2 separate regions of the Mus musculus genome follow, and region 1 is linked to region 2. The links are chromatin loops, found by intact Hi-C in ENCODE. Cell type or tissue: heart. All regions are shown on one strand. Each heading gives the region's core, and the rest is flanking DNA. Links, peaks and the distances in the headings are about the cores only. Region 1 holds the start of Pabpn1l (poly(A)binding protein nuclear 1-like). Region 2 overlaps Dpep1 (dipeptidase 1).

What was found. Peaks named below come from ENCODE experiments on the same cell type or tissue, not always from the same donor. Only the 100,000 strongest peaks of a DNase experiment are listed, where the experiment ranks them.
Region 1: a loop joins it to region 2, with 2.3 times the contacts of the local background. A loop is called at or near these places in 3 of 42 quality-filtered maps.

What each region holds. Positions count from the first base shown.
Region 1 is chr8:122,613,646-122,624,576 of GRCm38, forward strand. It overlaps Trappc2l (trafficking protein particle complex 2-like), which reads left to right. Exons shown (of 5, transcript NM_021502.2): 3 at 276-363; 4 at 663-742; 5 at 1,746-1,946. The coding sequence ends at 1,791. It overlaps Pabpn1l (poly(A)binding protein nuclear 1-like), which reads right to left and starts at 9,090. Exons shown (of 7, transcript NM_001007462.1): 1 at 8,789-9,090; 2 at 8,344-8,479; 3 at 8,003-8,070; 4 at 7,385-7,491; 5 at 7,200-7,287; 6 at 6,638-6,777; 7 at 5,826-6,128. The coding sequence starts at 9,031. The coding sequence ends at 6,089. It overlaps Mir6396 (microRNA 6396), which reads right to left and starts at 8,730; the gene lies at 8,620-8,730. In heart, for the core only: a CTCF peak has its summit at 4,465 (motif pointing right); DNase peaks (open chromatin) are centred at 2,646, 4,446 and 4,665; H3K27ac peaks cover 1,580 bases.
Region 2 is chr8:123,186,360-123,197,670 of GRCm38, forward strand. Dpep1 (dipeptidase 1) reads left to right here. Exons shown (of 11, transcript NM_007876.2): 1 at 1-82; 2 at 7,674-7,827. The coding sequence starts at 7,724. Among named protein-coding and RNA genes, the nearest start is that of Dpep1, 5.8 kb to the left of the region's middle. In heart, for the core only: a CTCF peak has its summit at 4,579 (motif pointing left); a DNase peak (open chromatin) is centred at 4,512; H3K4me3 peaks cover 307 bases; H3K27ac peaks cover 273 bases; H3K27me3 peaks cover 175 bases.

The sequences.
Region 1 (10,931 bases), core at 1-8,000, 570 kb before region 2:
TGTTGCAGTCACTGTGTTAACACTGATGGCAAAAGTTAACATCCCAAGCCCAGGATCAGTTCAAAAGGAGGCTGGGCTGTTCCCCAGTTCAGGTGCACACCTGCATGGTTCCTGCCAAGCCACCCAAGCCTGGCACTTCCTCTGACTCCAGGTATTAGGCTTCTCTGAAATGAGTGTTCACAAAGGTCTTGCAGGCTCTTGATTGTGATGCGGTGTGTGTCGTATGCAGTCACACAGCCTCTGTGCCAAGGCTTGTTCCTTAACCAGCCGTGCAGATATGGGTATGTGACCAATTCCAAGGTGAAATTTGTCATGGTCGTGGATTCCTCCAATACAGCCCTTCGGGACAACGAGATCCGCAGTGTAAGTGCAGAGGGCTGAGGTGGGTATCTGCCCCTCACTTTCCGCACTGGGAAGGCAAAAGCCTGCAACAGCCCCATGAGTGCGTTCATCTAACCGGTGTTCGTTTGCTCTTCTACTTTTTGTTTGTTTGTTTGTTTGTTTTTTGAGACAGGGTTTCTCTGTATAGCCTTGGCTATCCTGGAACTCACTCTGTAGCCCAGGCTGGCCTCGAACTCAGAAATCCGCCTGCCTCTGCCTCCCAAGTGCTGGGATTAAAGGCATTTGCCACCACTGCCCGGCTTCGTTTGCTCTTCTTTTAGATGTTCCGGAAGCTGCATAACTCTTACACAGATGTGATGTGCAACCCCTTCTACAACCCGGGAGACCGCATCCAGTCAAGGTGGGACCTGCTTTTTGATAACATGGTCATTAGGAAAGCAAGGGAACCACGTAGGAGCCCTGTCCCAAGGCCACTATTTCAAAGCAGTCAGCCCCATTTTTCTAACGTAGCGCTGACACAGACCTCTGTGTGTATGGGCAGATTGGGCCAAGGCTCACCCATCTGACCTCCCAGGTGTGTCTGTGGGTACCTGAGGACCTAGAGAAGGCTCAGCAAGGGCTCATGCTGTGGCATACCCTTTTCGGAGGCAATGTCCTCCTGTTGCTTGGCGTGCCTTTTGTGTTGGCTTGGGTGTCTCCCTTCCAGCTGGATGGACCTCATGCAGGTGCCTCATCAGGGGGCATGGACTTCATATGCAGGCACTGCAAACCTGCTTCCAGAATTTTCTTTCTTTCTTTTCTTTCTTTTTCTTTTCTTTTTTTTAAAGATTTATTTATTTAGTATATGTAAGTACACTGTAGCTAACTTCAGGCACCCCAGAAGAGGGCATCAGATCTCATGATAAATGGTTGGGATTTGAACTCAGTACCTTCCTTCGGAAGAGCAGTCAGTGCTCTTAACCGCTGAGCCATCTCTCCAGCCCCAGAATTTTCTTTTTCAGGGACTGTTCCCAAGGAGTTGCTTTCAGTTGACAGGTGGCTCAAGCAGGCCCTTGAGTGGCACCTTCCTTTAGCCGAGACATCAAGTATTTTGGGTCCACCTAGATCCTAAGACAGAGAACCCAGGTGTCCCTAAGCCATACAGGGCAAAGACAGCACTGCCTGCTCGTGGGGCTCATTGCTTATCCCTGCCTGCTCCCTGTGGACCTTACCGTGGGAGACATGCTGTGGAAATCTGTGGAATAAGAGGCCTGTGGAGGCTGTGCAAGGGTGGTGGGTGTCACTGCCTGGCATGGTGGGTACAAAGTCTGCTTCCCTGAACCCTAGGAAAGCTCCAGAATCCCGAGGATCCGGTCGGGCAGGGCCATAGCCCGTCCTGCTCTAAATCTGGATTCTCTTCTCAGGGCCTTTGATACCATGGTGACTTCCATGATGATCCAGGTGTGCTGAGTGGGGACCTCTGCCTGCCTCAGTCGTTCAGAAGAGAAGCCTGCGTTCACCCCTGTTGGATGATACTTATTTATTCCCTTTCTGCTCCCTGAGTGTACCCTGTGGGCAGGGCTGTGTCCCCTGTGCTTTTCTACTAAAGGCCTCACAAGATGAGATCTACGTTGTCCTGTGTCAGCAGAGAGGGCTCAGCTGAGGACCAGCTAGCTGGTCTCAGAGACTCTAGAGTGATGTAGGGGCTGTGACCACAGCTGGGTGGTATAGGGGAGGATGCTGTGATAGGAGACTGTGGGCCTCCATTGTCTGAGCAGGTGGGTGGTTCAGAAGGGTGTAGGGTATGGGGAGCCGAGAGCCAGCTTCAGAGAATAGAGACGATCCAGGGCGGACAGACACACACCTTCCTTCTTGGGCAAGGGCCCTCGACGTTCTGGATCTGCCATTCATTGCTAGCCTTAGCCCAGTGCTGTGCCCAGCGCTAGCCTCAGGGGGTGGTAAGAGGTGTAAAGCTCTGTGGGACACAGCAGCAAAGCGTGTCTCCCATGTCGCAGAGGAGAACCTCCAGGAGCCTTTCCTGTCTGTGAGCATGGAGACCAGCAAGGTCCCCAGTGCTGCTCCTAGGCCATGCATCCCCAGGGACAAACCAGGCTCTCCTCAGAAGTCCTGTGGCTGTGTGGAGGTGGTGCCTGAAGCTGGCTCTTCCATGCCTCCGGGCAGCGTAGCTAAATACTGGTGTCCTAGGAGAGGCAGAGGCCAAGAGGACCTGTCCTGAGCCTGAGTCCCCTTTAGCTGTCATGGCTCCATGCTGTCTTCAGAGTCTCTGGCTTCCCCAAGTCCTCAGCCAAGGACCTCCCCTTCGCTGTAGAGTGTCTCATGCCTGGGCCCAGCAGGCTGGGATTTGTCCACGTGAGCTGGGTGGAGTGGGAGAGAGTCCATCTCTGCATCTCAGGGCTTCTCTCCAAGAGCACAAGGTTATTACAAAATGCAGTACGAAGAGAAGCCAGACCACCCACCTGATCGATAAAAGTGAGAAATGAAGTTGCTTTGAGAAGTTCAACATGCAGCTGACTGACATGGACAGAGCCCAGATGGACTTGGTTAAAGCCTTTAGTGGGGGGTTGGGTTTGGCAAGGGAAGGAAGGAGCACCAGTCAGGTGGGATCTTGGGAGGTCACCCTCCCTGAGTATTAGCTGCCCTGGAAACTGCATCTTATGCCCCAGTCTTCCCTCCTCACAGAGTGAGCCTCAGGTTTCCTGGAGAAACTTGGCTCAATGCCGGTTGCTACCCTCCCCCTTTCCTCTTCATACCAGGACAGGCAGTTACAATGTGTAAAAGGTGGTTCTGGGAGGAACCTGCAGGAAAGATACTTTAAAAGTAGGTCTGGCTGGTGTGTAGAACACTCGAGGCTCTCTGCTCTCTTCCTGCCTGGAAGCGGGAGGTTAGGTCTCCCTCTTGAGAGCAAGACGACGAGATGAGGGAGCAAAAGGGGCCTAAGTCTGGGCTGATGAACCAGCCCTGGACGGCTTGCGTCAGCTTTTCTTTCTTTCTTTCTTTTAAGATTTATTTATTTATTATATGTAAGTCACTGTAGCTGTCTTCAGACACACCAGAAGAGGGAGTCAGATCTCATTAGGGATGGTTGTAAGCCACCATGTGGTTGCTGGGATTTGAACTCAGGACCTTCGGAAGAGCAGTCGGGTGCTCTTACCTGCTGAGCCATCTCACCAGCCCCCTTGCGTCAGCTTTTCATGTGAGGCAATAACATAGAGCTCTCTCCTGTTTGGGTTTTCTGACAGATTATGTGTAAGAGCACTGTGTGTGAGAACATTGAGTCTTCTCACTATCAAGCTCAGCAAAGAAAGCTTATAATGTGCTCTGCTCGCCTGGGTGTGGGCATCAGGCTTGCAGGTGAATTCCACCCTGAGGTTGGCCTCGGAGACCATGGTCACCGCCTGCCTGTTAAGAGGCAGGCTGTCCACCCCGGAGCCAAGATGGTGGCTCTGGTTAGCTTGTGATTTGCTGCAGGTAGTCTGTAGGGCCATCAGCTGCCTGTCTTCCCTTCTGGTACTGTCCTTCTACAGACCTGGGTCCAGGGCGCCTTACTCTGAGAGGGGAAACTGTGGCTTGCCATTGACAATGCTCACGGCAGAGACTGCAGGGCTGGTAGGGTTCTCACTACTGTGTAGACGCTGTGCTGAGGGGTGTTTGCACCTCAGCCTTCTGTCCTTGGCTTGGACAGACCTGGGTCTATCAGGAAGAACTCCCGGGTCCTTCCCAAGAAGAGAACTTGGCATATACATATATGTATATATATGTATATGTGTGTATATGTGTATTTATATATGTATGTGTAAAACTTGGCGCATATATATATGTGTATATAAAAATACATATATATACACACACAAACACACACACACACACACACACACACACACACACTTATGCATGTATATATGTCCAAGGCTCAGGAGCAAATATCCTGCCAGGAGACCCAGGCCAGGGACTTGGAAGTCCTGAAGCTGGAATTGAAGAGGAGCAGGCATCATCCTTGTCAAGGGCCCTGCCAGGTCACTTACTTTGATACTGGGGAACCCTCCCCCCCCCCCAACCCCCCGCTTCCCGCAAGGCCACCCTAGGGCCAATTTGCTGTTCACCATCTGCCCACTGGGTGGCAGTCACTCCTAGCTGGTCAGGATGGAACCAATTGCTTCCAAAGGTTAAAAAAAAATAAAAAGGCTGTCCAGGCTCACGGGGGCTACTGTATTGATACCACAGGCCAACTTGCCTTGGCCAGTTAACACAGTAGCTGGGGGCAGGGCTACTTCCTGCATGCCCAGAGAGAATCTACTCTAGGTCTTGGCCAGCTCCTGGAGCTGCAGCGACTCTTTGCAAGCCTCAGCTCAGACTCTGCCTCCCTTGTTCACAGCTGTCCCAAGCCTCACCCGCTGTTGGATGTGTGGTCCACAGGCAGTCTGGAATGCTCCTGGAGTAGTAGTTATTGTGATGGCGATGATGATAGGAGCTTACTGTGTAGCCCCGGCTGTGCTAGAGCTCACTCTGTAGACCAGGCTGGCTTCAGACTCACATAGCTCCACCTGTCTCTGCCTCCTGAGTGCTGGGATTAAAGGTGTGCACTACTACACCTGACTCTGGAGTTAATTCTTACGTTTCTTCAGAGATCTTTTTTCAATAAGGTCACAGGCTGCCTTTGGGCTTTGGAGGTGAAGATGTGGTTGCATTGGGGGGTGGGATATCCACTGAGGACAGGGGACATGTGAAAATGGCTTGGGGGGGGTCACGCATGGATGGAGCCTAGAAAAGGGCACAGCTCGTTCTCAGAGCTCTCCAGGTTCGGGGAGCAGGAGAAGCAAGGCAGCTCTACTGGGGCTTAAGGATAACATTAACATACAGCAAGGTGGTAAGTGCAGATTAGCGTGTGTATCCGCAGACCTGGGCCTGGCTAGCTCTCTTCCTGAGTACAGTGGCAGAGCAGGGTAGCCTGTCTGCCAGATACACACACACACACACACACACACACACACACACACAACATATTCACAGACATACACATACACTCAGACACATACAGACACACACATTCACAGACACACACATATACACTCATACACACAGAGATACAAACACTCAGACCCACACACACTCAGACACACACACCCTCAGACACAGACAGACAGACAGACAGACACTGTTCAGCATAGAAGGCCCACTTTTGCTTCTTACACTCAGAGTTCAGCATAGAGGCCCCACTTTTGCTTCTTGACCTGACCAGCTCAGATAACTTCAGCAGGATGGAGGTGAAGTGCTGGTGTATCTAGAGAGCCAGTTTGAGGCATGGAGGAAGAATTATGGCGATGGAGTTTTGGAGTTTGGTTGAATCAGAAGGCAGAGCCAGAGCCCCCCCTCTGGACTCATGCCATATCCCATTACCACCCTCTGTGTGGGGAGCCTTGGAGAAAGGGTCAATGCTAACCTGTATCTGAGGGAGAATCAAGAAATGAGGCTGATCACATGTTCTTAAAATATATTCAAGTTTAATAATTTACATTCTACTATTAACACACATATCTATTTTTCTTTAAAAGTACTCGAGAATGCCAATCCCAGCATACCCTGAGCCTTCCTCCCCTCCCTCCCCTCCCTGCCCAGTGCCTTCCCACTGGGACCTGGTGATCTGGGCACCTTCAAAGGCCCTTGGGGGCTGCCAGGCTAGGAGCCCCATCTGGAGGGAGTGGAGACAGCAGTTTACTCCTGGTCCCGCTTTAAAAACTGGGCTGTTCTTTCAGTAGGGAGAGAACCACTGTGGTGCTCCTCCATGGCCCCTGCAGAGAGTTGGGGGTGGGGGAGAACAAAGGCAGCTCAGTTGTCTTCAGAGGGGATAGGCCTGGAGAACATCAGGGTTAAAGTTACCACCGAGCTGCCCAGAAACTGTTGGGGGCGCCTTTGCTTTATTGAGGGGGTGACTCCAGAGAAGGAAGCCTGGGGCTAGAATTTGTCACATGGGCTCAACTGCAGCCTTGTTTATACTAGTTAGCCTATGCTTCAGGCCAGAGGAGGCTGCTTGTCGCCTGCAGAGTCCTAGTGCCCAGGAACAAGTAGCCCCACCAGGCAGGGAGCAAGCTTACACAGAGCCTGCACAGGCTGCTGGAAGCCACGAGGCCTCCCCCTCAGCCCCTTGCCAAGTGCCCCAACCTTTAAGGCTCATGTGAGGGACAATAGTCTTCCCTTAGCATGACACTGTGCAGATTGGCTACAGCCAGCATAAGGGTCAGGCTCCAAGAATCTTGCTGCTCAGATCTCCAGACTCAGAGTCCCACTTGGGCCCACTTACCGGCTCCGTCCATGGGCTCTTAACCGAGCTTTTCGATGGAGGCTACCGTGCAGGAAGGCAGCCCTGTTGCCCGAGTGTGTCCGCAGCCCTCCACGGTCTGTGGAGCTGATGCCTGGGAAGTTCGTCCTTTTGGGAAGTACCTGGATGGAACCCATGTCATGCTCCAAGACACTGGTCTGTACCCTTCTTGCCAGGGTGGCCTGAAGCCAGGGCCCAGGCTGAGACCAGGGCTTGGGGCTCCTGACTTGTGGTATCACTTAGGCTGAAATAATCCCTCCAACTTTTCTCAGATGCAAATGTGATCACAGGACATCCTGGTAATAGCCAGCATCTTCCTGGCCCATTCTGGCAGGCCCCGCCCACACCAAGCCCCGCCCACGCCAAGCCCCACCCTAGGTCTGAGAGTTTTCATCACTTCCTAACTCTGATTAATGCCCACCCAGCTAAGATGCACAAAGGGTCAGGCACTCTAACCTCTCCGAGCCTGGTGGAGGATTTGTGAGTTATTGCACAAGGCTCAGTGGTGGCCCACAGGCGCATGGAGACCCCTGGGGAAACATACCTTGATGACCCGACCTCGGAAGGTGCTCTCATCCAGCCCCACAGCAGCCTTGACAGATCTGTGCGAAGCAAACTCTATATATGCATAGCTGGGGGAGGACAGAGGTGGTGAACATTGGAGCAAGGAGTGAGGGGCTAGCTCCAGCCCCACCCACACTGCCCAGCCTGCCATAGCCCGACACTGACCCCTTGGGGTGTCCAGAGAACTTGTCGCACAGGATAGTGACCCGGTGAATCTCCCCACAGGGACTGAAGTAGGCCTCCAGCTCTGCAGCTGAGCCACCATAATCCACCTGCTCACAGAAAGGGTACCTGGTATAAGTGCTGGGCTATCCCCGTCTCCCTCCTGCTGAGGCGTTGTGGCAGAAAGGGGTTGGAGGGACCCCCCCCCCAAGGTTGGTTGGCCCCTGGCTGGGCATGGGCTGAAGTTGTATCCACTCCTGCCCAGGGTTCAGTGCTGAGAGACAGTTAAGTGTTTCCTGTGTGGACAGCTGGTTGGGTCTCAGGAATTAGCACATGCCGGGTATGTGGCCCATTAAACCTGAATGCTTGACCTCACCTTCGGTTGAATGAACAGTCAAGGCCTGGGCACTATTCGGCCCCGTGGGTTTTACCTTCCCTCTGCACCAGGCCTCCCACTTTGGCCTTGGAGACACTTGCATTTACAACTCCATAGCCTCCTGCCTCAAACTCATAGCCAGCTCCACCCAGGCCAGTCGTGGAGGGGTCTGCCCAGCTAAATGCCCTAATTGGGGGCAGACACCCTAGGAGGGCTATGACCACGCCACCCCCCTCTCTACTCACATTGCCTACAAAGACAGATCTGTGGTCAGCCTCCACATTTTCCTTGGAGGTCCTAGAGAAGAAGCAGTCTGTAGGGAGAGAGAACCTCAGAACTAGCGGGAGGACCTCATTGAGGAGCCCATTCCTCGTGACCCCCAGGGAAGGTCGCCCAGGCTCCCGCGGTCACACTGTGGATTGTGGGTGCGATTCAGAGTATTCCCTCAATTGTCCTCATATGCAGCCCATGCCGAGTACTCTTCCACTGAACACAGGTGGGTTTAGAGTCTTAGCTAAGTGGTCAAGGATTTAGAAGGACAGTTGTCCATCTGAGGACAGGGTTGGCGAGAGTCCCAGGTTCCTACCTACGGTCTCAGGGCTCAGCAGCTGTCTGACCTCAGCCCTCTCTTCCTCTGTGGCCTTTCTCTGTACACAGGGTGGCTCCGGCTGGGCTTCAGCATGCTCCATGGCCCACAGTTTCAGCTTGATGGCCTCCAACTCCTGTTGGCCACGCCACAGTAAGTTTGAGATGGCCTTCAGGCCCCTCTAGAATGGAGGGCAGGTGTGGCCAGCCAGCGCCGGCAGAAAGCCATAGCTACTAGGGGATAACCAAGATCACCCTGTTGTTCCTGTAGCCATAGTCCAGGACTAGGAGCTAAGGCCCCTGGTACCTCTCCTGCCCGGATACCTCCCCCTAGTCAGAGAGGCCTCTGAGGTCTGAAGCACTGGCTCCTTCGCCCCTAGTCACCTGTGCTCCTCCCTCCATGCCCAGGTCCACACCTTCCTGCACGGTTTGTGACGGGGTGCTACCTGGTTGAATACTGGGGACTTGGCCAGGTTCTCTGGTTCCAGCAGGGAGAGAAGGAAGCTCGCATCTTCATTTTCCTCTGCTTCCTTGTCACTTCCTGCTCTACTCCCAGCCCTTGGCACCAAGGAGGTCTTTTCAGTCCTGCCCCAGGCCCCCCAACCTTGGGCCTCAGGATCTGAGGAGACCGTCTGGAGCCAGGCTTCAGTGGGGGGTGGGAAGAGCTCATTGCTCAGGTAAGGCTCCATCTGTAGGTGAGGTAGGCGAGGAGGGCGGACCTGGGGAGCCTTGCCTCTCTGGGTCTGCTTACCTCTGCAGCTGCATCTACCCCGTGGCCCTCCCTTTTAAGTGCTCCCCCTGACCAGCTGCTTTCACTAAAGCCCTAAAGATTAAGAAGGCCTCCCAGCTTGGGCTAGGCTACTGACCAGAGGGGTCAAAGGTTGAATATCTCCTGTCTTCTTCACCAGCTGCATCCCTGAAACACTCAGGGGAGGGTGGATGAGAGCCCAAAGCGGGGTGGGCAGGGACTCACATGACCATGGCTACGCTGTGAGCTTCCTGGAGTCTGCCTGTCACCTGGATATGCCGCGTGCCCTGACCACAGCTCTGACAATAGAACCTAACTGATAATCGGATCTTGTTCAAGCTACCTAATTGTCCTATGAAAAGGACAGATTTCAGGGAGAGGTGGCACTGTGCATGTCAGGATACATTGGGTCAGTTTGAGCAAGCCACCCCTTCCCCCGACCCCCTTCACCCCCACCCCCACCCCCGAGGGCTAAGAGTTCAGGCCTAGGTGGGAGTCTATTATAGCCAGGCACTAGTTAGATGGTTCTTGTTGCCACAAGGAAGGCTCAGGCTGAGCTGTACAACCTGGGTGACATCTACTTGGCGGTGTAGGCTGTAGGCGGGTACATCAGTTCCCAGCCCTGTTCATCTGTTGCCCCTCTGCCCTCACCTCCCAGGACTGCTGCCTGCCAGCCTACATCCATTGACTCCTTACTGGGGCTTCCAGCAGAGGGGCGGATCTAGAAACATATTGCTGGCTTTTGGCTAGACACGGGTACCGATGATTCTTGAGGCTACCCTGCTGAGCCTCTGAGTCAGCTGTGTGTGTTAACATGACCCTAAGAGGTCTCCACAGGGAATTTCTGGTGACTCCATAGCCTCATGTCTTCTGTGACCCTGTCCCCAGGCTCGGCAATAGGGTCTCTCTGAGAATCTGGCTCAGGTAGGAGATGGGATTAGTTTAGCTATATTGTAAGTGGAGTCTGGTGGCTGCCACCCCCACATCCTGGGATTGGCAGAGGGGTTGGGAGGCCGAGGCGGGAGCAGCTGTGGCTGGTGCAGCCCTAAGAAACTGTGTGCTTCTGACCCTAGCCTGACTCCTCATGTACCGTTTAATTCTTCAAAGTGGCTGAAAGCTGTATCACGCTTCATGTGATGGCTCATACTTATACTCAGTACTGGGGCAGGAAGATCACAAGTTCAAGGCCGGCTTGGGATCCAAAGTGAGGTACTGTCGAAAACAACTCACTAGTAATAAAAACTGGTGTGGGTTCCATGCCTCATAAAAGAAGGAGACTCTGTGGAATAGTCACATGACCTGAGATAATGTAGTCTGAGTAGAGACTAGTCACATGACCTGAGATGTAGTGACTGAGTGGCACTGGGCTCTCCCCAGCCCTGCTTCAGTTTCTTCCCTAGGTCTTTCCTGGCCAACCAGAGCTGCTCAGGGGCAGCATCCACATCTATACTGAGAACAAGCTGGCCATACAGGATGGACTGGACAGGGATAGACAAGCGGCCACGGATGTCCTCCTGCACGCCCTCCATCTCTTTGTATGAAGCTCTCTTGGGGTCCGGCCTGGATTTTTCCTGTACTTCCATGTGGAAGGCAGGGCATGGCGGGCCGTTCCCAGGCCAAGGCCGTCTGGATGGGGCTCAGGCCCTCCCTGGCCAGTCTCCCCCCTGAGCTCAGTGTCTGCAGTGGAAAAATTTTGTCACCCTCCTCTCTGTGCTATCCTGAGATCGCTGACACGCCAGGCCCAGTGGGGCTCCAGCCAGGCGCCTGGCCTAGGGACAGGCTTACCCCGATGCTGGCCTTCCCAACAATGCCTTCAAAAATACACCATGTTCCAAGCCGGT
Region 2 (11,311 bases), core at 1,341-9,340:
CAGGAGCAGGCTGTCCCGTCTCTCTGGGTGTCAGCCACAGGACTGAAGCCACATTGGCACCCCTGACCCGCGTGTGCTCGTGGTGAGTGTTGGGGTGCTGGGAAGTAGCAGTGGGTGGAGGCCAAGCCGTAATGAGGGACAGAAAGCCCTTTCCACTCCTGGGTAGAAAAGATCCTGAGAGCAGAGGAAACTTACGGATAGACCGCAAACAGGACCTCAATGTGGAGGATGTCGTCGTCGAGCAACACCTTGAAGGGAGAGGCTCTGTGAGGCGAGGGTGTTCAGATGATAGACACGGAGGGGCAGGCAGAAAAAAAGTGTTCCCTCTGGATGCCCAGTCTGGTGTGGGGGAGGGTGAAGATGAAGCTAAAAGCGGGACCCTGTTTTAATGCAGGCAGGGCATTGAAAGCTGGGGTGATAAATGAGAAAGATGACCCTGTGGGGTAGAAAACTAGGAGCTATGTGGGACTCATAGGCAGGGTGAGGGGAGATATGAAGAAGTCACACCTGGGGATGGACTGGAGGTGTCAGAAGGAAGAACTACTCTTCAGGTGGCCTGCAACGTCATATGGCACAGCCCCTGAGGAGCTAGGCTTTGGGGACAGAGGTCAGGGTGAAGGTTTGGCTGTTGGTCCTGAAAATCTAGAGGTCTGAGGGATCTCTGTGCAGATGTCAGCCTGGTATACAGTTGGGAGACAGACTGGTCTGCTGAGCCACTGGTGACCCAGTGACGTCCCCCTGGGGAAAAGGCATACGGATAGATGATGGGCAAGCTACTGCTCCATATAGCCTCGCCAGAAGCCCTCGCTGGGGGCTCTAGTTTCGAGACCCCACAAGTAGTCATATGAAACTGAAGGCAGCATTGTAGACACCCAAGAAGGCATAGAACTGGGTGGTACCCGAGTGGCTGGGCGCATCCACCCCCGGGCCACCGGTAAGTGTGGCAGGGGCCATATGGAGAGTGTATGTCCTGACAGATGATAGGCCTATGTGGACACATGTGTCTACAGTTGTCTGGGCATCTGAGTATCTGCTTAATATGTGTGGAAAAGTCCACATATGGATTCCAAAGCACATCCATGTGTTTGGAGCTCTTTGTTTGGGAATGCCCAAGTGTTTCTGTCCGTGGTGACCAGCGTGAGCATGTGGGACCCGGGCAGGTCCGTGTCTGCGTGGATCCCTCTGTACAGAGAGTCACGTTCAGATGTGGATATGTATGCTCATACATGTCTACATGTATGTACATGTCTACTGAAGATGGTGTTTATGAGGGAGTACCTGTGTAACATGTAGTGTGTAACGTGTAGATTTACAGGCATACATGTGGAGTATGTTCTTACTGTTCGGGGATGCCACCCAACCAGTGTGTTGAGATGTCCCTGTGTTTGGACATGCGCTGTGACTTGTGATTATGGAGGGCATGAGATCATAGGTCTGAGGTCTATGTGCTGCAGTGCAGTTGTCTCTACTGCCCCATGGATGGCTGGTGGCAGGACCAAGGTCAAATTAGCCCATTTGGGTCTCAAGTTACAAGAGGCTGCTTAGAGGCAGCCTCCTAAGGTCCCGTATCCCAAGGAGCCTTGGTAGAAGGATCTGTGATAAATTCCGGTTAGCGATTTATTCCCGGGTCTTCTGTGTCAGGACTTGGTAACTGCAGGCCCATTGAGGCACCCTGCTCAATGTAGCACATTTTTTAGGGGTTTGGAATATGGTTTACTGATTGCTCCATGGCATCCTCTCTGACTCTGGTTGGAGTTGAAGAACACTGTTTAGGTAGCATGTGTTTATTTTTACTGTGTTCTTTCTGCTTTTGGCAAGTAAGCGTGTTTTTCTAGTGAGTAACACCATCCTATACATAGAATAAAGGGATGTGGTTCAAGGCCAACTGTTAGTTTGAAAGCGATACTTGAGGCCAGTGTTGGGTATGGATCTCTTGAGAAGCAATCACCAAGGCAGGCAGAAAGCAGTGTCTGAAACACACACACACACACACACACACACACACACATCAAATAAAAATGTAAAAAGAAAAGCTGGCTGGCCCAATGAAGCCAGCCACCTGGCTTCTGACCTGGGGCTGTCTATGCACCTAGGCTGTTAACTGGTCCCTCAGTGGGGCCATGCCAACATCACACGGTATCAGGTGCACTCCAAAGGGAGCCCTGTGGAGAGTGTTTGCAAAGAGTTTGTAGGGAGGCTCCCTAACCCAGCAGAGATGTCACAGACAGCTGGGGTTGGCGTTGGTTGACAGTGGGATTCTGAAATGCCCTGGATGAGATTCGAGAGAGACAGAGAGAGAGAGAGAGACAGAGGGAGTCAGAGAGAACTATACCCTAGTCAAGGCAGGAGGAAGCCACTGAGAGACACCCCACCCCACCCCGAGGCAGAAGTCTTCCAGAACCAGGATAGCTTTTCTCAACAGTGCTCCTGGTTCACTTGGAGAACCTCGATGTTGGGGCAAGCTCTTGTTGCCTGTCAGTGCAATTTCCAGTCCCACACAGCCCTGCCCCGCCCTGCCCCACCCACTCAGCTGCTGCCTCTCTACTCTTAAACATCAGGTAGAGGAGCAACGGGGATTGCTGGTCAAGGGACACTGTCAGTGCCGTGGAAAGTCCGGAAATGGGAAAACAGAGGCTGGAGTCCATTCAGCGAACCAAAGGGAACAAAAGAAAATAGTGTCGCTGCAGAGGGAAGTGGCTTTCGCAAGCAAAGCTGAGTGCCAAGGGGAGAACAAGAAGCCAGTCTTGGGAAGCTGAATATATAATTTCTGAGATACAACATGAAGACAAAGAGAGGAAGTCACCCAGGGACATAGAAAAAGAAAACACACACACAAATGCATGCATGCACACACACACATACACACACAAATGCATGCAGACACATAAACGCATGGACACACATACACACACACACACACACACACACACGAAACGCACACACACATACACGCACACCTGAAATGAGGCAGGGCATGGGGTGTGAGCCTAGGTAGGAGGATTGAAAGTTCAAGGCCAGCCTAGGCACCCCTCAAAATGAAAAGTAGGGTGTGGCGAGATAGTTCAGAGGTAAAATACTTGCCACAGAGGCATGAATTGAGTACATGAGTTTGTTCCCTGATGCTCATGTAAAAAAGCTGGGGCGGGGGGGGGCTGGTGTGATCGCTCAATGGTTAAGAGTGCTGACTGCTCTTCCTGAGTTCAAATCCCAGCAACCACATGGTGGCTCACAACCATCTGTAATGAGATCTGATGCCCTCTTCTGGAGTGTCTGAAGAGAGCTACAGTGTACTTACATATAATAAATAAATAAATCTTAAAAAAAAAAAAAAAGCTGTATGGGAGAGACAGAGACAGGCAGATCCCCGGAGCTCTTGGGCCAGCCAACCTAGCCAAATCCGTAAATCCCGGTTCCCAAAGAGAGATCCTGTCTCCCAAACCCTGTTCCCGAGAAGCACTATCAAAGGCGGTCCTCTAGCTTAGCGTGCACAAAGCCAGAGTCCAATCCCACACATTCCAAAGACAAAGTAGCCGTGTGGGCTAGCCCACTTACAAACAAGCACACTTCCACCTACACATAGACACACCCGCAAGATAAGTGAAGAGGGCGGGGACGGGCAGAGGGGGCACACGAGAACAAAGCGTCACATATGTATGTATGAAAGTGTCCATAAGACAGGGAGCTAGAGATGTACCTGAACTGGCAGAGTCTTCTCTAGCGTTCACGAGGCGCCAGGGCTCTAGTCTATCTTCCACATATAATTAGGTGTGCCCCACACCAGGCAGTAGGAGGCCAGAAGATCACAAGTTCAGGGTTACACTCAGCTAGTAAATTGGAGGATGCAGGAGACCCTGCCTTTAGAAATGGGAAAACAAACAAACAAACAAACAAAAAGCCCTCTCCAGGCAGTGGTGGCACATGCCTTTAATCCCAGCACTTAGAGGCAGAGAGGCAGGCGGATTTCTGAGTTCGAGGCCAGCTGGGCTACACAGAGAAACCCTGCCTCAAAAAAACAAAAACAAAAACAACAACAACAACAAAAAGAACTCAATGACAAACATGTAATTCACTGAGAAATCACAGAACTGATATCAGGAGGAGGCTACCACTCCCCAGAAAAGAAAAAAACATGCCGTCTGCAAAGGACTGGGGTAACAAAATATTATGATTTTATTATTATTTATATGCGGCTGACCCGACGACGACGTTCCTATCAACAGCTCAAGTGAGACAGACTTTGGAGCCTTCAAGCTCATGGGGAAATGGTTTACAACCCAGAACTGCACATCCAGCAAACCGTTGACCTGGTCTGAAAGCTGAATAGACATAATGCAGGCTTGCAAAAGCTCAGAAATGTGGTCCCTGCACACCCACTGCCAGAGGCTGTTGTGAAGACCTGTCCTAATCAAGTACGAGGCTAAGCCAAAACGGAGGAACAGTTAAAGCACAGATAATAAGTGGAAGCCGTAGGCTCCAAGCTGGCAGCTAGGGATCCTGGAGGAGGCGAAGCCAGATGAGAGCGCTTGGGAGGGAGGAGGCTGTGGTGTGAGGAGCCTGAAAGACCGGGAGAGTGTGGGAGCGCCACCCAGTGGGAGGACCTGGGCCAATCAAAAGTTCAGAACAAACGGGAAGACACTGCTTTTTTTTTTTTTGGTTTTTCGAGTCAGGGTTTCTCTGTGTAGCCCTGGCTGTCCTGGAACTCACTCTGTAGACCAAGCTGGCCTCAAACTCAGAAATCCACCTGCCTCTGTCTCCCGAGTGCTGGGATTAAAGGCGTGTGCCACCATGCCCGACTAAGACACAGCTTTTAAAGACAAAGGTTTTACTCTGCAGCCTAGGCTAGCCTCAAATGTGCCACTGTCCGACCTCAGCCTCCCAAGTGCAGGATTATAGAAGTTCTATGTATGAGCAAGTCAGTGTCTCGCCCTCTCCCAAAGGCTCAGTTCTGAGTCCTCTGACTCAGTGGTTCCCAGCATGTGGGTCAAACGACCCTTTCACGGGGGTCACGTATCAGATATCCTGCACACCAGGTATGTACAATACGATTCATCACAGCAGCAAAACTACAGTTAGGAAGTAGCAATGAAAATAGTTTTATGGTTGGGAGTCACCACACCATGAAGAACTGTATTTAAAGGGTCCCAGCATTAGGAAGGTTGGCTTTTTCTACTTAAGAAAAGAAGGCGACACAAGGACTTCTCAATTTTGAGAAATGTGAGCAGCTCATAAAATCCCAGATCGACCTACCTACAGTTGATGAAGCGGGATTCGAACCGGGAGCTCCAAGGCACACTATTCTGTTGTGTCCGGCCAGCAGACCACAACCTGGGTTCTAGCCTGGAAAGGCATTTTGGAAACCTGGAAGAGAAGAGGGGCTAGGTGGCGAGAGAAAAGAATGTAGCCAAGACAGTTACTCTGATCAAGGCTCAAATTTTATTGTTGCGACACTAGTTATGAAGGAAGGGGGAGGGGACCCGATTCCCGCCGAATAATCTCTGGTCCAGTAGAAAGGTGCACGTGTGTGGCTCCGCAGGTTCCAGCAGTGGGCGTGGCAGAACGAATGAGCAGGAAGCTCCACCCCTGAGCAAGCAGGTTTCAGGCTAGGGGAGGGGAGACTACACTATTCTGCTTTTGTGCTTTCCACATCTGAAGCAGGAGTGGAGCTCTAGCTTGATGCAGTCTAGGCAAAGGCTGCAATACTGAGCGCCAATCCCCAGCTCCTTTAGGGCTTTCCAACCAGCACAGAGATGACCGGAGACATTTGAAAAGCAGTTTTCAACAATCCGAGCTGGGCGTGGTGGTGTGCTTATACAATCCTGGTACTTGGATCGCATGAGTAAGAGTTCAAGGCCAAGCTGGGCAGTGGTGGTGCATACCTTTGATCCCAAGCACCCAGGAGGCAGAGCCCCCGAGTTCAAGGCCAGCCTGGTCCACGAAATAAAGTTCCAAGATTACACTGAGAAATCCTGTACAAAAAAAAAAAATGCAAAATTGCAAACAAGCAAAATAAATATCCCAAGAGAAATGATAAGAAGAGAGAACAGGCCGGGTGTGTGTGGTAGTGCACACCTTTAATCCCAGCACTTGGGAGGCAGAGGCAGGTGGATTTCTGAGTTTGAGGCCAGCTTGGTCTACAGAGTGAGTTCCAGGACAGCCAGGGCTACACAGAGAAACCCTGTCTCGAAAAAAAAAAGAAGAAGAAGAAGAAGAGAGAACAGATGAACCCAGCGGGTGCTGCTCCTAAGGGGATGTTGTGGAACATGATTTAGGCACTAAGGATTCTGGGAGGGAATTACATAAGGCTGCTAAACAAGGAGAGAAAGCGCTACCAAAGGAGTAACAAAGAAATAATTGTTATGTCTAATTGAAGGGGTTGAGGAAGGATACCGATTTAAAAACTGTAGTGAAAGCAGCAGGGTGGGGACTGGAGAGATGGCTCAGTGGTTAAGAGCACTGACTGCTCTTCCCAACTGTAACGAGATCTGACGCCCTCTTTTGGAGTGCCTGAAGATAGCTACAGTGTACTTACATATAATAAATAAATTAATTAAAAAAAAAAAGCAGCAGGGTGTGGCGGCCATGCCTGTAAACCCAGATCTTGGGGGGGGGGGGTGGGCAGCAGCAAAGACAGCAGGATTACCACAAATTCCAGTCCAGCCTGGGTTACAATGGGTTGCAATATCTCAGACACATCCTACCCAGAAGTGACAAGTTCTTTCCTGTCACACACCCACCCGCCTTAAAACACAGACACAGAGCACTGCAAACCCAACCCAGGGAAAATGGCAGCTGACAGAGTAGAGCAGGAGGCCTTCGTGGCCATCTTGTCTACAACAGTGGGTCACAGGGTTGAGTGTGTATGGTCACCTGACCCAGATACCACAGAGCTACAAGGACAGTGTCTCTTCCTGGGACTCAGGATTCTTGGGGCTTCTTTGCCAGGCACAATGGGAGCTGGGAAGATGACATATAAGATATGCTGACGGCTGCTACCTGACCCAGCCTCCCCAGCAATCATTGATGTGCTCTCAGCAGGGGGGGACCTCAGGCTGGGGGGGGGGGGGCTCAGACATCTGCCAAGGAAATACAGCTGACTAAGACCTTTCCTTTCTGGATCAGAAGGAAAAAGAGGCCTTGGTGCCTGGAGGCGGATAGGCACAGGGAGGACCTTTATTTATTTTATTTTTTTATTTCTTTTCTTTTTTTTTTTTTTTTTTTCCGAGGCAGAGTTTCTCTGTATAGCCCTGAGGCCTTGAACTCAGAAATCCACCTGCCTCTGCCTCCCAAGTGCTGGGATTAAAGGTATGTGCCACCACTGCCCAGCTAGGAGGACCCTTATTAGATGTTATAAAGGTACCAAGCCTCCAGGGGCAGATGCACCAGCAAGCCAGATGATAAGCAAACTGCTTTGCGCTAGCCCCTTCTGAGTCTGTCTTGGGGTCTAGAATGCCAGTTTCTTCCTAAGCTTCTACCTGGCCAACACAGCAACGCCCAGTGTGGTATCATCTGCGCTGCCTATCCTGAAAGGGAATGGAGTAGTTACTCATTGAACACTGGAAGTTGTAAACTGGACTCCGTCTTAATTACCCGGACCAAAGGCCTCTGTCCTTTCTCCTGATCAGGCACAGCAGCTCCATCTGGCCCTTAGACATTTTTTTCTGTTCTGTGCATAGGCACGGAGGTGCCAAAGCCGCTGTGGAAGCAGATCCCTGGGGACCTTGAAATGGTGATCATCTGGTGGTTCTGGTCTCTGCTGGCCATCTGTGCTTCGGACTCATTCCGGGACCAGGCAGTGGCTATCATGAGAACCACACCGGTCATCGACGGGTGAGTGGGTGACCCCCTATCGAGATGCCCGCAAGGGTCAGGGGCTTCCAGACCCCGGGGGGGGGGGACCTTTCCACCTGCTCAACCATGGATCCTGTCTTCTTCTGGCCTCAGCTTCTCAGTGGAGTATCTTAGGACCCACACAGTTTCAGCAAAAGAGAGTGTAAGAGGGACAGGAAAGTGTCCTGGTCCCTAGATCCCAGGGTTCATGAAGGTCAGAGTTTGGCTTTGTCTGGGGGATTCTGAGGTTTCCCGACTCTCTAGCCATATGTCTGAGGGAGGGATCCAAGTCCCCTCCCTGGATCCCAGCTGACAAGCTGAGGTGAGGGTGGCTTTACACCAGGAATGTCCTCTTGAGCATCCTCCAGGCTCCCTTCCAAGTGTCCCATTGCCTCTCTCATTTCTTCGTGGAGGTCACACAGCATGTGGGAGTACGGTGCATGGCCATTCCAAAGTGTCCCATCCCTCTGACGTCACTGGAATACCTGAAGACCTCTTGCCAGCTCCTTACCACGCAGCGGCCAGAGCATGGTCACTCTACAGCTAGCTAACTGTCCCTTCCTCCTATCCTGCAGGCCAATCACTTGCCCATTGGGTCATCCCTCCAATGGCCCTTCCACCAGCACCCTTGATCCCTGAGGCATACAGACTCTAGGGCCACCTTTAGACCTGGCAGAGATGGCTTTGCTTCTTCGGGAGAAAGGAATCCCATTTTGTCTTCCCATGGAGAGAGAAGAGGAGAGAGGTGGGCAGGGTGGCTCCAAGTATGGCAGGGGGCTCCTGAGGTATCTGGGACCTCTTTCAAGTGTTCCACCCCTCCCCAGCACCTACAGTGGGGATGAGTTTCCTAGACAGGCTGTAAGTGTCCTCAGACTAAAGATTAAAGTCCTTTCCCTGGAAGCTGCCTAGCCCTGCCATAGAGAGCTGGAGAGGCTGCCTCAGCCAGCCCAAACCTGTGCCTTTATCCATTCAGTAAGTGTATCATGAGAAATCTGCGCCAGGTACAGAGTGGGTGGGGCCAGAGAGGGAGGACAATCCATCCTGCCCATTCCGTGGCCGCCTTCTGAGAAGCTTGTATCCCCTTGTTGAGCGATGGATTGAGCACCGGCCTTAGGGAGGGGCCATTCCCTGAGCTTTCCAAGGGAACTTCCTGGACTGACTGGCTTTGGAATAGCTGTGACTGGGAGTGGATGGTGTTAGAGTGAAGCAGAGCTGATGGGTGGCAGGTGACTTAGAACATGGATGTCACACACCCGAGTCAATTAGCACATGATGCTGGGTGTCCTTGCTTCCACTTTGTAACCCCATGACTTGGGAGGCTGAGGCTAAAGGGTCACTGAAGGCTTGAGGCCATCCTGGATCTCATAATGACGTCATGCTCCATCTAGGATAATGGAAAGGCCCTGTTTGAAAATAGAAATGACTCCAGCCACAGTGGTACAGGCCTTAAATCCCAGCACCTGAGAAGCTGAGGCAGGTGGGTCTCTTTGAGTTTGAGGCCAGCCTGGTATACAGAGTGAGTTTCAAGACAGTCAGAGCCACATAGTGAGATCATGTCTCAAAAAAACAAAAAACAAAAAATCACAAACACAAGCCAGGGGTTGGAGAGTGGGCCCAGTGATTAAGAGTAGTTGTTGCTCTTGGAGAGGACCAGGGCTGGTTGTTCTTCTTCTTTTTTGGGGTTTGTTTTTTTTTTTTTTTTTTTTTTGGTTTTTCAAGACGAGATTTCTCAGTGTAGCCCTGGCTGTTCTGGAACTCACTCTTAGACCAGGCTGGCCTCAAACTCACAGAGATCCACCTGCCTCTGCCTCCCAAGTGCTGGGTTTAAAGGTGTGCACCACCCCTGCCCAACTCAGGGTTCAGTTCCTAATATCCACATAGTAGCTTACAGCCATCTATAAATTCAGTTCTGGGGAAATCCAATGCTGTCTTTTTTTTTTTTTTTTTTTTTTTTTTTTTTTTGATTTTCGAGACAGGGTTTCTCTGTGTAGCCCTGGATGTCCTGGAACTCACTTTGTATACCAGGCTGGCCTCGAACTCAGAAATCTGCCTGCCTCTGCCCCCCAGTGCTGGGATTAAAGGCGTGCACCACCACACCCGGCGTAATGCTGTCTTATCTCTGTGGGCACAAGGCACACACATGGTACACATATATATGTGTAGGCAAAAAATAAAATACACACATAAAATTAGATGAATAAATCTAAAAAAAAAAGCACACAAAACAGGTTGGGTAGGGTGATATGAACCTGTATCATGGGGAAGGCAGAGGCTGGCAGATCACAGCAAATTTTAGGCCAGTTTGAGCTACATAGAGAGTTTTAGGCCATCCAGAGCTGCATAGTAAGACCCTGTCTCAAAAGAAGCTAACTCTTAAAACAAAAACAAACAACAACAAAACTATGTGTTTCACAGTGACATTTGGGAAAGGGGCTGTGGACCTCCAGGGGCTCTAGGATATTGCCTAGTGTCTTAGTGAGGGTTTTACTGTTGTGAACAGACACCATGACCAAGGCAAGTATTTTTGTTTAAAGATTTATTTACTTATTTATTTTATGTGAGCACACTGTAGCTGTCTTCAGACACACCAGAAGAGGGCATCAGATCTCATTACAGATGGTTGTGAGCCACCGTGTGGTTGCTGGGAATTGAACTCAGGACCTCTGGAAGAGCAGTCAGTGCTCTTAACTGCTGAGCCATCTCTCCAGCCCCCAAGACAAGTATTATAAAGGACAACATATATTTGGGGCTGGTTTACAGGTTCAGAGATTCAGTCCATTATCATCAAGGCAGGAACATGGCAGCATCCAGGTGGGCATGGTGCAAGAGGAGCGGAGAGTTCTACATCTTCATCTGAAGGCTGCTAGTGGAAGACTGACTTCCAAGCAATTCAGATAAGGGTTTTATAGCCAACACTCACACTTTATAGTGACACACCCACTCCAACAAGGCCACACCTACTCCAACAAGGCTACACCTACTCCAACAAGGCCACACCCACTCCAACAAGGCCACACCTACTCCAACAAGGCCACACCTACTCCAACAAGGCCACACCCACTCCAACAAGGCTACACCCACTCCAACAGGGCCACACCTCCTAATCGTGCCACTCCCTGGGCGGAGCATATAGAAACCATCATACCTAGTGACACATAGCCGTCCTGTTTTTATAGAAGCTGGCAACAGATATAAAATCACCTAACGATGCATCTTGGTGGGCAGATCCAAATGACTACTGTTAAGTAACTTATTCACCTTAATAATTCACTCTCCCCGGAAGATGCCCCATGTCGATTAGAGACCGAAAGTGGGACAAAGCCAGAGCTTGGGAAGGGAGACGGTCTCTGCTCACCTTACAGGGCCCTTGAGCCCCTCTTAACACAACTGCAGCCACGAGAAGGGTGGCACACCGGCCTCCTCAGCAGTCCTGAGCATACAAATCAGCAGAGTGAAGATCCCAGGCAATAGTTCTGATGGCCTG